Linked DNA regions of Homo sapiens: all the other regions are linked to region 2. The links are chromatin contacts, found by Hi-C or POLR2A ChIA-PET in ENCODE. All regions are on one chromosome and are shown on one strand. Each heading gives the region's core, a stretch centred on a gene start or an enhancer-like site at or near the end of the contact. The rest is flanking DNA. Distances are from core to core; before and after follow the strand shown. Region 1 holds the start of ZNF689 (zinc finger protein 689). Region 2 holds the start of PHKG2 (phosphorylase kinase catalytic subunit gamma 2). Region 3 holds the start of ZNF764 (zinc finger protein 764).

Region 1 (4,458 bases), core at 295-2,794, 140 kb after region 2:
AGCTCAGGTGGATTCCTGGTTTAGCAAGCAAATTAGGATACTGTGAAGGAAGGATGCCTATCAGTGGTATGAATAAAGGCTCTGTCTGCCCCAGGTTTAAATCTTTATTCCCCACTCCTTACTAGCAGTATGGCCCTGGAAACTCATGGAATCCCTCTGAGATCGTTTCTTCATTAGTAGAACCAGGATGATAACCATTGGTTCACAAAATGCTAGTAAAGAATTAATAACGGGCTGGGTGTGGTGGCTCACTCCTGTAATCCCAGCACTTTGGGAGACCGAGGTGGGCGGATTGCTTGAGCTCAGGAGTTCGAGACCAGCCTGGGAAACATGGCGAAACACCGTCTCTACCAAAAATACAAAAAATTAGCAGAGCACTGTGGGTGCATGCCTTCACTCCAGCCTGGGCAACGGAATGAGACCCAGTCTCAAAAAAAAAAAGCGAATAACTAATGGCTCCGGTGCTGTGGCTTATGCCAGTAATCCCAGCCCTTTGGGAGGACGAGGCAGGAGGATCACTTAGCCTAAGGGTTCGAGACCAGCCTGGGCAACACAGGGAAACCCTGACTCAACAAATAACATAAAAAATTAGCCAGGCGTGGTAGTGCACACCAGTAGTCCCAGTTACTCTGAAGGCTGAGGCAGGACGATTGCTTGAGCCCAGGAGTTAGAGGCTGCAGTGAGCTGAGATTGCACTACTGCATTCCATCCCGCCCGGGTAACAGAGTGAGACCCTGTCTCAAAAAAATAAAAATAAGGCCGGGCATAGTGGCTCACGCCTGTAATCCTAGCACTTCGTGGGGCCGAGGTGGGTGAATCACTTGAGGTCAGAAGTTCGAGACCAGCCTGGCTAACATGGTGAAACCCCATCTCTGCTAATAAATATGAATATTAGTCAGGAGTGGTGGCACGCGCCTGTAATCTCACTTACTCGGGAGGCTGAGGCAGGAGAATCGCTTGAACGTGGGAGGTGGAAGCTGCAGTGAGCCGAGATTTCGCCACTGCACTCCAGCCTGGGCGACAGAGCACGACTCTGTCTCAAAAATAAATAAATAAAATAAAAATAAAAAATAATAAAGATGAAATATGTAATATGCTGGGCATGGCGCCTGCCCCCAGGAAATGCTAACCATAATTCCCTCCCCTAAAGGGCAAACAAAGAAGATAACCATTCTCCAAAGTCAAGGATGCTCTGAGAACACCAGTAAAAGGAACTCAGGATAATCTCAGCTCTAACTCGGCCAGAGTGGCTCCATCGCTCAAATCGTTCCCTCCTTCAGTGATTGGCTGAGCCTGCCAGAGTCGAACAGCGGAAAGCAGCCCCGGGGCCTCTTGCTGCCCCCAGGTCGGTGCAAGTCGCTTCACAACTCCTTGTAGTCGCCTGATCCTAGCAGTCCAGCTTCCTGCCCTTATGCAGCTCTTGGCTTCGTTCAAACGGACCGCCTTTGCTAGCACCCAATCAGAACGCTCGATCTTCGGCTCTCGTCCAATGAACGCGCGTATTGGGGAGGGGAAAAAAGACGGCGTGAAGCCCAATCGCAGCGCCATTACACTTGAGGGCAAAGAGGTTAGGAAGCCGGCATGGCGCTCCGGTCAATAAAATCGATAGCTGGAAGCTGCCTGTGTTCCAGGCAAAGGCGGTGCGGTAGCAGCGCCGCCATTTTCCCCGAAGGCATCTTCCGGTGCCTTTCACCCAAGTTCGGGCAGGAGTTTCCTGAATAACAGCAAAAGGTTTCCGTTAGCCCCGCGGGCGACCAATTCCGATTCCCTCCGGGCCTCCCCGGCCACGCTCAGCCCTGGTCCGGCAGGGGCTCCTCGATCCCAGGGGCCGCCAGCGCCCGAGGGCCGAGGCCTGGACACGGAAGGCCGTGGCGCCGGCTTCTCGGGTCCCATGGCGCCACCTTCGGCTCCGCTCCCTGCGCAGGGACCAGGAAAGGCCAGACCCAGTCGGAAAAGGGGCAGGAGGCCGAGGGCTCTGAAGTTCGTGGACGTGGCCGTGTACTTCTCCCCGGAGGAGTGGGGCTGCCTGCGGCCCGCGCAGAGGGCCCTGTACCGGGACGTGATGCGGGAGACCTACGGTCACCTGGGCGCGCTCGGTGAGGCCGGCCCCATCCGCTGCCGCGGGGCGCGAAGGGATGCAGGAGCCGGAGAGGGTGTAGGCAGGGAGGCCACGGTCCTGGCAGGCGACCAGGTTGTCAGGGGAGGTGGGCAGGGGCTTAGCAGGAGGTGCCGTCGGGGAGATACTACTCGGCGTGATCTAGGAGCTGGCCTTCTGATTTGTTCTCTTTCCCCAGGGTGCGCAGGTCCCAAACCAGCCCTCATCTCCTGGTTGGAACGAAACACCGATGACTGGGAACCGGCTGCTCTAGATCCGCAGGAGTACCCGAGAGGGCTAACAGTCCAGAGAAGTGAGTGCTAAATAACCACGCAGAGCCTGCAGCCCTCCTATAACGTTCTACCTCTAACGGCTCTGTCCAGAGTTTTGGTTGGGCTAGGGGTGGGTGCCGCGTATTTAGTATATTCATCTTCCCAGCCTCTTGTGTCTGGTGGTGTGGGGCCGGTCCACCACACAGAGATTCCTATGTCAGTCTGCAAGCTGCAGTTTTCCACTGTGTGAATGAATCAGTGGGCTTATTCTTCGTCTTTTTTTTTTTTTTTTTTTTTTGTAGAAACATTGTCTTGCTCAGTTCGGTCTTGAACTTCTGGCCTCAAGCGATCCTCCTGCCTTGGCCTCCCAAAATGCAGGGGTTACTGGCGTGAGCCATTGCAGCCAGCCAGAATCAGTGAGCTTTTAACAGGTGCTACCCTCTGCCTCCTTTCCAGGATCTCTGCCTCTAGCCACCTTTGAGTTGGACCAAAGAGATCCTAAACTTCTCAGAGTTTTCTGGGTTTTGGTTGAAGGGAGCTCATGGGGAACAGCTGCCTGGGATGCAGGGGCCTCTTTCTGCTCTTACGGCAGGATGACCCTTATCAGCGAAGGACATACTGCAATCTCCTCAGAATCCAACAAGGCTCTGCTTAACCCCATTCAGGTAGAAGGGTCCCAGATCCACCCATAGTAGAAGATGGAGCTGTCTGGGCTGGAATTTCAGAGCCAGATTCTTCAAGACCAGGGATAGCTGTCCAAGATTCAGATCTGACCATGATATTTCCTTGCTTAAAACTTTTCAGTTAATTTTTGCCAAGGTTGTTAAATGGCCATTGGTTATATCTAAATCACTTGGGGAACTTGGTAAAAACGCAGGTTCCAGGACCCCATCCCAGAGCTATTCATTCACTCGTGTGAATGTTTAGGAACTTCCATTTTTTAAATAGCCTCAGCTGATTCAGATGTGCATCTAGGTTTGAAAACCGGCCGGCTGGTGGCTCATGCCTGTAATCCCAGCACTTTGGGAGGCCGAGGTGGGTAGATCACTTGAGGTCCGGAGTTCAAGACCAGCCTGACCAACATCGTGAAACCCCGTCTCTACTAAAAAAATACAAAAATTAGCCGGGCACTATGGTGGGCGCCTGTAATTCCAGCTACTCAGGAGGCTGAGGCAGGGAGAATTGCTTGATCCTGGGAGGTGGAAGTTACAGTGAGCCGAGATCATGCCAGTGTACTCCAGCCTGGGTGCCACAGTGAGACTCCATCTTGGGGGAAAAAAAAAAAGAAAAGAAAACCATTGGGTAAAATACAGTCCAAGGTCTTTAACAATGCTAACAGCAGTGGTTCTCAAAGCGTGGTCTCAGACCAGAAGCAGCATTATTTGGAAACTTGTTAGAAATGCACATTCTTGGACCCTACCCCAGACCTGCTGAATCCAAAGCGGGCACTAGGGCCTGGCATTCTGTTTCAGTAAATCCTCCCAATGATTCTGATCACAGTGGAGTTTGAGAACCATTGGCTTAGAGGGCCTTTTGACCCAGTCACTGCTAGCTCATACCTCATAGGTTTCCATATCTTGCCTTACACTCTTTTGTGTGTGTGTGAGACGGAGTCTTGCTCTGTTGCCCAGGCAGGAGTGCAGTGGCACGATCTCAGCTCACTGTAACCTCTTGCTCCCGGTTTCAAGCAATTCTCCTGTCTCAGCCTCTGGAGTAGGTGGGACTACAGGTGCCCACGATCACACCCGGCTAATTTTTAGTAGAGACAGGGTTTCTCCATATTGGTCAAGCTGGTCTCGAACTCCTGACCTCAGGTGATCCGCCTGCCTTGGCCTTCCAAAGTGCTGGGATTGCAGGTGTAAGCCACCGCGCCCAGCCTGTCTTGCTTTTACACTTTGTGTCTAAGAAGATCTTAGGGCCTGTGCACACTGTACACTGAGCCTTGGGACTTATGTTTCTTTTCTTTTTTTTTTTTGAGACGGAGTTTTGCTCTTCCACCCAGGCTGGAGTGTAGTAGTGCAATCTTGGCTCACTGCAACCTTTGCCTTCCGGTTTCAAGTAATCATCTTGACTCAGTTTCCCAAGTAGCTG
Region 2 (4,057 bases), core at 348-2,847:
AAAGCTGGAGACATCTACCACACGCATACATTTTTGCGATTTTAAAGACCCCCCCCTGAACTCCTACTCATACCTCAAGACCCAGCCCAAAGGTGACTCCTCCTGAGAAGGTGTGCTTTTCTGGAATCCCATAGCACTTGATACAGACCTCTACCTATCTAGCCTGATGCCTTTTTAACGTTCACGTGCCAATTTCAGTCACTTCGGGTGGAGTACCTCCAGGGCATACGCATCTTTTCTGCCCTCCCCGTGTTGAGCTTTGTGTTGAAGGCATAAATGAATGAATCCGTGAAAAAATGGGGTTGACCCAAGGTAAGAGTCTAGTCACTAGGTGTTCTCCACTGATCACTGATTCTTCCCATTTAGAACTATTCAGTCAACCAGGCGCGGTGGCTCACGCCTGTAATCCCAGCACTTTGGGAGGCTGAGGCGGGCAGATCACGAGATCAGGAGTTCAAGACCAGCGTGGCCAATATGGTGAAACGCCCGCCTCTACTAAAAATATAAATTAGCCGGCGTGGTGGCGCGCGCCTGTAATCCCAGCTACTCGGGAGGCTGAGGCAGGAGAATCACTTGAACCCAGGAGGCAGAGGTTGTAGTGAGCCGAGATCGCGCCACTGCATTCCGGCCTGGGCGACAGAGCGAGACTCCGTCTCAAAAACAAACAAACAAACAAACAAAACCAACTATCCAGTCTTCTCCTGAGAAAACCTGAACTTGAAAGACACACACACACACACAGACACACACACCACCACCACCAGCACCACCAGCACCAGCACCACCACCACCGAAAGACACACACACACACACACACCACCACCAGCACCACCACCAGCACCACCACCAGCACCACCACCACCAGCACCACCACCAGCACCAGCACCACCACCACCAGCACCAGCACCACCAGCAGCAGCAGCAGCAGCAGCACCACCACCACCACCACCACCACCACCACCACCACCACCACCACCACCACCACCACCACCACCACCACCACCACCACCACCACCACCACCCGCGAACTCTCCAGCCTTCAAACGGAAGCGGGAATGCTGGGGCTCGACCTCTTTGGACCTCCGTTTCCCTGGCCGCGGCCTTACCTGCCGATGACGTCCTTAGGGTCGTACTTCTGGTAAAACTCTTTGGCGGCGGCCCAGTCGGGCAGCTCATCCTCCGGCCCCACGTCCAGCGTCATCCTGAAGGAGGCGGGGGCCTGCGCGGAGGAGGAGGGCAGTGAGGGCAGGGAGGCCCACAGGCTCTGAGACGACCCGCATGGCGGCTCCCGGGGGCGCAGCCCTTGCAGCTGGGGCGCCAGGGTCCTGGGGGGTGGGGGGGGGTGGGGGAAGGACCCGGACTGGGGAGACCCCGCAGAAGAGCCTGGGGGCGGGAGGATGGCAGGGCAGGGAGGGGAGTGGGGAGATGTGCCCAGGAGGCAGGGGGAAGGGGCGCAAGGGCAGGCGGCTGTTGCCGCGCAGGCGCATTCGGGCGGGCGCAGGAAGGGGACGGGGGTCTAGCGCAGGCTCACCTGAGGGGGCAGGCAGAGGAGCCAGGGTCGACGCGAGCTGCGCTGTCGCCGGGTTTGCCTGCAGTCGCTCACCTTAACCCCCGGCGGCGGGCGACAACCCAAGGCTCCGCCTCCATCCTGCCCGCCAATGGTCAGCGCCGCCCGAAGACTGAGGCTCAGAAGCCCTTCCAATTGGAAACCGGCCGCCCAATTGGGGCTGGGGCGTGAGTCGGCGCTCGGCTGGACCTAAGGCTGCAACGCGACGCCGGGGCGCGGCTTCAGACGCGGCCAATCACCGAGTGGCATCTGCGGGACAGCAGAGGGCGGAGCTTGTTGTCACGTGGGCTTGGAGGCCTGGAATGGGACCCGGAAGTTGGGTTTACTGGGAAACGTGATCTCTGGGTGGCGGGGAAGCAGGACCTTCCCGCGCCTCTAGTTCCCAGACTTGAGCAGGGTTCCCTCGGTCTCCTCCAAGCATCCCTAACTGAATTCAGCATTTTCTCTTTTTTCAGACAGGGTCTCGCTCTGTAGCCCACGCTGAGGCTGCAGTGTAGTGGCGCGATCATAGCTCACTGCAGCCTTGAACTTCGGGGCTCAAGCGATCCTCCCGCCTCAGCCTCCCAAAATGCTGGGATTACAGGCTTGAGCCACAACGCCCAGCAAGCTCTTTTCAATATTAGCAGCCTGGCCCAAAGCGCCTGTCCTGAGTACACTCCAGCCCTTAAAACATTTGGACACACGCAGCTTGGACTCCAGCTTGGCCTCTTAGTTCGGACTTAAAATGCCAGAGGAAGCCTTTTCTGTGTCCGCTTCAACTCCTCCTAAATACATCCAAAGCCCTAGCGTTTACTATCTGGGATTTACACACTTTCTCAATCTTCCACCCTCTCCCAAAAGCCTTGTATCACACTCTGTTCTAAACCCACCAGGTTGTTAGATTCTGCCAGGAGTGACTCAGTGCATAGCTCAAACCTGGCATTCACTAACAAATTTTTATGACCGTCTAAGACCTAGGAACTAGACTGAGAGCAATGAAACAACACACACACCCCTACCCTGTGGAGGTTATGTTCCAGCCAAAGAGGAAAAGAATTAACTTATCTCCCTACAGCTATCTTAGAAATGACACTTTGGGATTACAATTATGAGGGAAGAAAAATGAATTCAGGTAACTTTTTATAGAGTACTATGACTCTATACCATCAATCTAAAGGCAAAATTGCAAAAAATCTTGAACTTTACTTAGATTTGTTGTTTGGTAATATAACAGGATAATAATTCTGAAGCTGAGTAATCAATATATTGATGTGACTGGAAGCCAAGGTTCTTAACTGTGGGAATCTGGAATCTGGAATCTGGAATGGGGAAAGTGGAGAAAGAACCCTATGATTGACTGGAATTTTTAAAAAGATTTTTAAAAGATGTAAAGTAGATAACATTAACTATTTACTGGCTCTTACCTCTGCTTTCAGAATGCCCTAAGCAGTAACTTCCCAGTAGAACGCCTAGTGTCTAGATGCTGATTTCTCAATAACAGTACCCAATAAAAGGAACTAAGTCTTTTCAGGAGAAATGGCCAATTTCTAGGCTTCAGCAGGGAAAGTACAAGGTGAGTCTGGAGTGATTTGTGCCAGACATTACTAATGAGCGGGGCTTATCACAAGGACACAGGAACCAGATTGAAAGGGTTTCCATAGGTCAATATCGGGGATAAAAATAATAATGAAGAGCATGAGGGAACTTGCTGATGTGCTGCAAATGTTATATTCCTATAGGTGGTGAGTGACTGACTACACAGGTTTATTTACGTTAAAACATTCGTCGGCTAGGCACGGTTAACTCACGCGTGTAATACCAGCACTTTGGGAGGCTGAGGTGGGTGGATCACAAGGTCAGGTCGAGACCAGCCTGACCAAATGGTGAAATCCCATTTCTACTAAAAATACAAAAATTAGCCGGGCGTGGTGGCACACGCCTGTAATCCTAGCTACTCAGGAGGCTGAGGCAGGAGAATCACTTGAACCCAGAAGGCAGAGGTTGCAGTGAGATCACACCACTGCACTTCAGCCTGGGTGACAGAGCGAGACTCCATCTCAAAAAAAAATAATAATAATCAAGCTGCACACTTAAGATCTATGCGTTGGGCCGGGCGCGGTGGATCACACCTGTAATCCCAGCACTTTGGGAGGCCGAGGCGGGTGGACCACGAGGTCAAGAGATCGAGACCATCCTGGCCAACATGGTGAAACCCCGTCTATACTAAAAATACGAAAATTAGCAGGGCATGGTGGCTTAAAACCTAGATGACAGGTTGATGGGTGAAGCAAACCACCATGGCACATGTATACCTACGTAGCGAACCTGCATGTTCTGCTTGTATCCCAGAACTTAAGAGTTAAAAAAAAAAAAAAAAACAAAGAACAGGCCAGGTGCAGTGGCTCATGCCTGTAATCCCAGCACTTTGGGAGGCCGAGGTGGGCGGATCACGAGGTCAGGAGATCAAGACCATCCTGGCTAACACGGTGAAATCCCGTCTACTAAAAATAC
Region 3 (4,373 bases), core at 1,422-3,921, 190 kb after region 2:
CTGTATCTTGTACCTGTTTGACAACCCCCTGATACATATTCTAGTTACTCACTGCCCTAGCCAAATTTTCTTTGTCCTGTCATTTCTTTTTTCTTTTATTCTTTCTTTCTTTTATTTTTTATTTTTTATTTTTGAGACCGAGTCTTGCTCTGTCGCCCAGGCTGGAGTGCAGTGGCGCAATCTCGGCTCACTACAACCTCTGCCTCCCGGGTTCAAGCTATTCTCCTGCCTCAGCCTCCCAAGTAGTTGGGACTACAGGCACGCACCACCATGCCTGGCTCATTTTTGTATTTTCAGTAGAGACGGGGTTTCACCATGTTGGCCAGGATGGTCTCGATCTCTTGACCTCGTGATCCGGCCACCTCAGCCTCCCAAAGTGCTGGGATTACAGGCATGAGCCACCGGGCCGGCCCTCTTCTTCTTTTTTTTTTAAACGAAGTCTCTCTCCCGCCCAGGCTGGAGTGTAGTGGCTCAATCTTGGCTCACTGCCACCTCTGCCTCCCAGGTTCAAGTGAGTCTCCTGCCTCAGCCTCCTGAGTAGCTGGGATTACAGGAACCCACCACCACCCCCAGCTACCTTTTTTTTTTTAATTTTTAGTAAGGACGGGGTTTCCTGACCTCAAGTGATCTGCCCACCTCGGCCTCCCAAAGTGCTGGGATTACAGGCATGAGCCACCGCGTCTGCCCACTGAAATTTTATTGTTCTTTGTCTAAAAAATATAAAAGCACCTGGCTTTGGGCACTTTTTCTGACTTCCCTCTCTTGTGAAGATCCCCATGTACATGTAAAACTAATACAATTGGTATAATTTTCTCGTTTGTCCACTGTCAATTCATTTGTTCTTATTTTACTTTAGTTTATTTTTATTTTTATTTTTTGAAGATAGGGTTTCACTAACTTGCCCAGGCTGATCTCATACTCTTGGGCTCAAGGGATCCTCCTGCCTTTGCCTCCCAGTAGTTAGCATTACAGGCGATTCTCAATCTGGGCCTACATTCAACTAAAGAGCCCACCAAGAGCTAAAAGGCAGTTGGAGGCAACTCTGACTCCCATACACAGTAAGGGAGGAGACCATCCCTCATATTGTCTTACGCCCAATTTCTGCCTCCAAAGAAAGAAGAAGTAAAAACTCAAAGGCAGAAATGGAATCCACAGGCAGACAGCCTGGCGCCACACCCTGGGCCTGGTAAAGATCGACCTCTGACCTAATCAGTTTTGTTATTTATAGATTACAGACATTGTATAGAAAAGCACTGTGAAAATCCCTGTCCTGTCCTGTCCTGTTCTAATTACCAGTGCCTGCAGCACCCAGTCACATATCCCCTGCTTGTTCAATGGATCACGACCCTCTCACGGGGACCCCCTTAGAGTTGTGAGCCCTTAAAAGGGACAGGGATTGCTCACTCGGGGAGTCGGTTTTTGAGATGTGAGTCTTGCCGATGCTCCCAGCCGAATAAAACCCTTCCTTCAACTCGGTGTCTGAGGGGTTTTGTCTGTGGCTTGTCCTGCTACAACAGGACATGTATGAAGTCACGTGGAGCACAGAATAGACCATCAGAAAGTGAGAGAGAGGTCTGGGGGAGAGTTGGTGACATTTACTAGATAAAGACCCTAGGGGAAGCAGATTGGGGCAAGAAAGGGATGAGTTGGATTTGAGTAGAGGAGCCTTGGGCCATCTGTCCAGGGGCAGGATGTGAGGGGAGGTGAGAGCCCGGCTGCAGCTACAGGGAGACTGGCAATTGGGAGGCGTCCTGAGCAGCACATGGGAGAAGCTCCTAGAAGAGAGGACCCTCTGACTTTCTCAACCTTACCCTACTCTCCCCACTGCCTCCGCCATCTAGAAACTTCCAGAATTTCAGGCCCCAACAAGCCTACGATGGAGGAGGTTCTCCTGTATCCACTCCTTTTTCTTTCTTTCTTTCTTTTTTATTTTTGAGACAGAGTTTCGCTCTGTCGCCCAGGCTGGAGTGCGGTGAGGCAATCTCGGCTCACTGCAAACTCCGCCTCGCGCGTTCAAGCGATACTCCTGCCTCAGCCTCCCCAGTAGCTGGGATTACAGGTGCACGCCACCACACCTGGCTGTTTTTTTGTGTGTTTTTAGTGGAGACGGGGTTTCACCATGTTGGTGAGGCTGGTCTCGAACTTCTGACCTCAGTTGTTCCGCTGGCCTCGGCCTCCCAAACTGCTGATTACAAGCGTGAGCCACTGCGCCACGCCCACTCCATTGGTTTTTTTACACTCAACATTGGGAAGAGACTGCTGTTGCCCTGTTTCTGAGATAACAAGGACAAAACGAGAGAGTGATGAGCTGGAGCCCGATTATAAAACGGTCCACAAACGAAAACTAATGCCTGAGTTCAGTAAGGCCGGGAGGCCAGCTCACTCCCGCGAGGCGCTCTTTTGTTCGTGCAAACCGGGGCGGAGCTCTCTGCTGCACCGCCTCGCCGGGCCGGGGCGGAGCTCTCTGCTGCACCGCCTCGCCGGGCCGGGGACTAAACATGCGCGGCTAGTTTTCAAGGCCGGCCTCTGTATTAGTCACCGCGGCCATTTTGGATGAGGGTACGGAGAGAACGCGGACTGGAGATACCGGGGGCGTTGTCTTGGGCACGACTGCGTAGGGGCAAAGGTCGAGTACCCGCGCCGCCGCCATTTTTTATGAGGGCATATTCCATTTCTGATTATACACCCGCTGCCATCGGCACCGTTAGTTTCCACGCCCTCTAGTGCGCCCTCGGGGGCCCTAGTAACCTCCCTCCTTCCCTTGGGCCCGGGCCGGGGAGGCTTTCTCGGGCGCAGGAGGTTCCGCAGGCCCAGGCCAGGCCAGGGGAGGCAGCCGATCCGTCGTCGGGGTTGACAGTTACCATGGCGCCGCCTCTGGCCCCGCTCCCTCCCCGGGACCCAAACGGGGCCGGACCCGAGTGGAGGGAGCCGGGGGCTGTGAGCTTCGCGGACGTGGCCGTGTACTTCTGCCGGGAGGAGTGGGGCTGCTTGCGGCCAGCGCAGAGGGCCCTGTACCGGGACGTGATGCGGGAGACCTACGGCCACCTGAGCGCTCTCGGTGAGAGCCCCACCTGCTCGCCTGAGCCCTGCGCCCCCACAGGCCCTGCCGCGCCTCTGGGAGCTGCGCGTGAAGTTGGGGGCCCCGGGGCCGGGCAGGTGGCCTCCCCGCAGCGTGGGGTTTGCGTTCTTCTTCCCTAGGAATCGGAGGCAACAAGCCAGCTCTCATCTCCTGGGTGGAGGAGGAGGCCGAACTGTGGGGTCCGGCTGCCCAGGATCCGGAGGTGGCGAAATGTCAGACACAAACGGACCCAGGTGGAGTATCGGGTGCTCAGTCCCATGGGGACTTCTCTGTTCCTGTCCCATCCCGGTACCCTCTGCCACCTCCAGCTACCTGCTTAGCAGTTTCCTCTCTGAACTGCCTTCTCAACTGCGACGACGAGGCTGAGCCCCTGCGTGGCTCCCAGATGCAGCCTAGAAAGGAGCTGTGATGGGGGCTCTGGCCCTGCCATACCCGCCTCTGAGTCCTCACCTCTGCGTGGTCACTACACTCTGGGGGCTTTTTTTGGTGTTTTTGTTTTAGAGACAGGGTCTCGCTTTGTTGTCTAGGCTGAGTGCAGTGGCGGCATCATAGCTCACTGTAGCCTGGAACTCCCGGGCTTAAGCAGTCCTTCCACCTGGGCCTCCAGAGTAGCTAAGACTGTACAGGTGCTCGCCACGAAGCCTGGGTAATTTTTTTTTTTAGACAGAGTTTTACTCCGTTGCCCAGGCTGGAGTGCAGTGGTGCCATCTCAGTTCACTGCAACCTCCCACTCCCAGGTTCAAGTAATTCTCCTGTATCAACCTCCCAAGTAGCTGGGATTACAGGCGCCCGCCACCAAGCCTGCTTAATTTTTTTTTTTTTTTTTGAGACAGAGTCTTCCTCTGTCGCGCAGGCTGGAGTGCAGTGGCGCCATCTCGGCTCAGTGCAAGCTCCGCCTCCCTGGTTGACGCCATTCTCCCGCCTCAGCCTCCCCAGTAGCTGGGACTACAGGCGCCCGCCACCACGCCCGGCTAATTTTGTTTTTGTGTTTTTAGTAGAGATGGGGTTTCACCATGTTAGCCAGGCTGGTCTCGAACTTCTGACTTTGTGATCTGCCCGCCTCGGCCTCCCAAAGTGCTGGGATTACAGGCGTGAGCCACCGCGCCCAGCCAATTTTTTGTATTTTTAGTAGAGACAGGGTTTCACTATGTCGCCCAGGCTGGTCTTTAACTCCTGGAGCTAAGCGATTCGCCTGCTTCGGCCTTCCAAAGTGACCCACTGCGTCTGGCCTAATTGTTTTAAATTGTTATGTAATATATATATTTTATAGAGGGGGTCTTGGCTCTCGGTGTGT

What was found. Hi-C counts contacts between places; a loop is a spot of excess contacts on that map. ChIA-PET counts read pairs that join two places held with the same protein, here RNA polymerase II (POLR2A). Pooled maps may share reads with other maps.
Region 1: a pooled map shows a loop between it and region 2 (5-fold over the local background). The contact joins the promoter of ZNF689 here to the promoter of PHKG2 in region 2. A Hi-C loop is called at or near these places in 5 of 50 pooled maps. POLR2A ChIA-PET finds 5 or more read pairs at or near these places in 3 of 52 experiments (CD4-positive, alpha-beta memory T cell, RWPE1 and naive thymus-derived CD4-positive, alpha-beta T cell).
Region 3: a map of B cell shows a loop between it and region 2 (17-fold over the local background). The contact joins the promoter of ZNF764 here to the promoter of PHKG2 in region 2. A Hi-C loop is called at or near these places in 1 of 168 maps with a recorded cell type or tissue (B cell) and 5 of 50 pooled maps. POLR2A ChIA-PET finds 5 or more read pairs at or near these places in 2 of 52 experiments (IMR-90 and PC-9).

What each region holds. Positions count from the first base shown.
Region 1 is chr16:30,607,475-30,611,932 of GRCh38, reverse strand. ZNF689 (zinc finger protein 689) reads left to right here and starts at 1,544. Exons shown (of 3, transcript NM_138447.3): 1 at 1,544-2,096; 2 at 2,295-2,408. The coding sequence starts at 1,892. LOC124903678 (a long non-coding RNA gene) reads right to left here and starts at 1,459. Exons shown (of 2, transcript XR_007065051.1): 1 at 1,170-1,459. RefSeq lists an enhancer at 548-1,517 and a silencer at 1,805-1,854.
Region 2 is chr16:30,745,965-30,750,021 of GRCh38, reverse strand. It overlaps PHKG2 (phosphorylase kinase catalytic subunit gamma 2), which reads right to left and starts at 1,597. Exons shown (of 10, transcript NM_000294.3): 1 at 1,532-1,597; 2 at 1,107-1,219. The coding sequence starts at 1,201. RefSeq lists silencers at 1,371-1,510, 1,551-1,850.
Region 3 is chr16:30,556,672-30,561,044 of GRCh38, reverse strand. It overlaps ZNF764 (zinc finger protein 764), which reads left to right and starts at 2,671. Exons shown (of 3, transcript NM_001172679.2): 1 at 2,671-3,058; 2 at 3,199-3,312. The coding sequence starts at 2,863. RefSeq lists enhancers at 2,542-2,681, 3,222-3,783.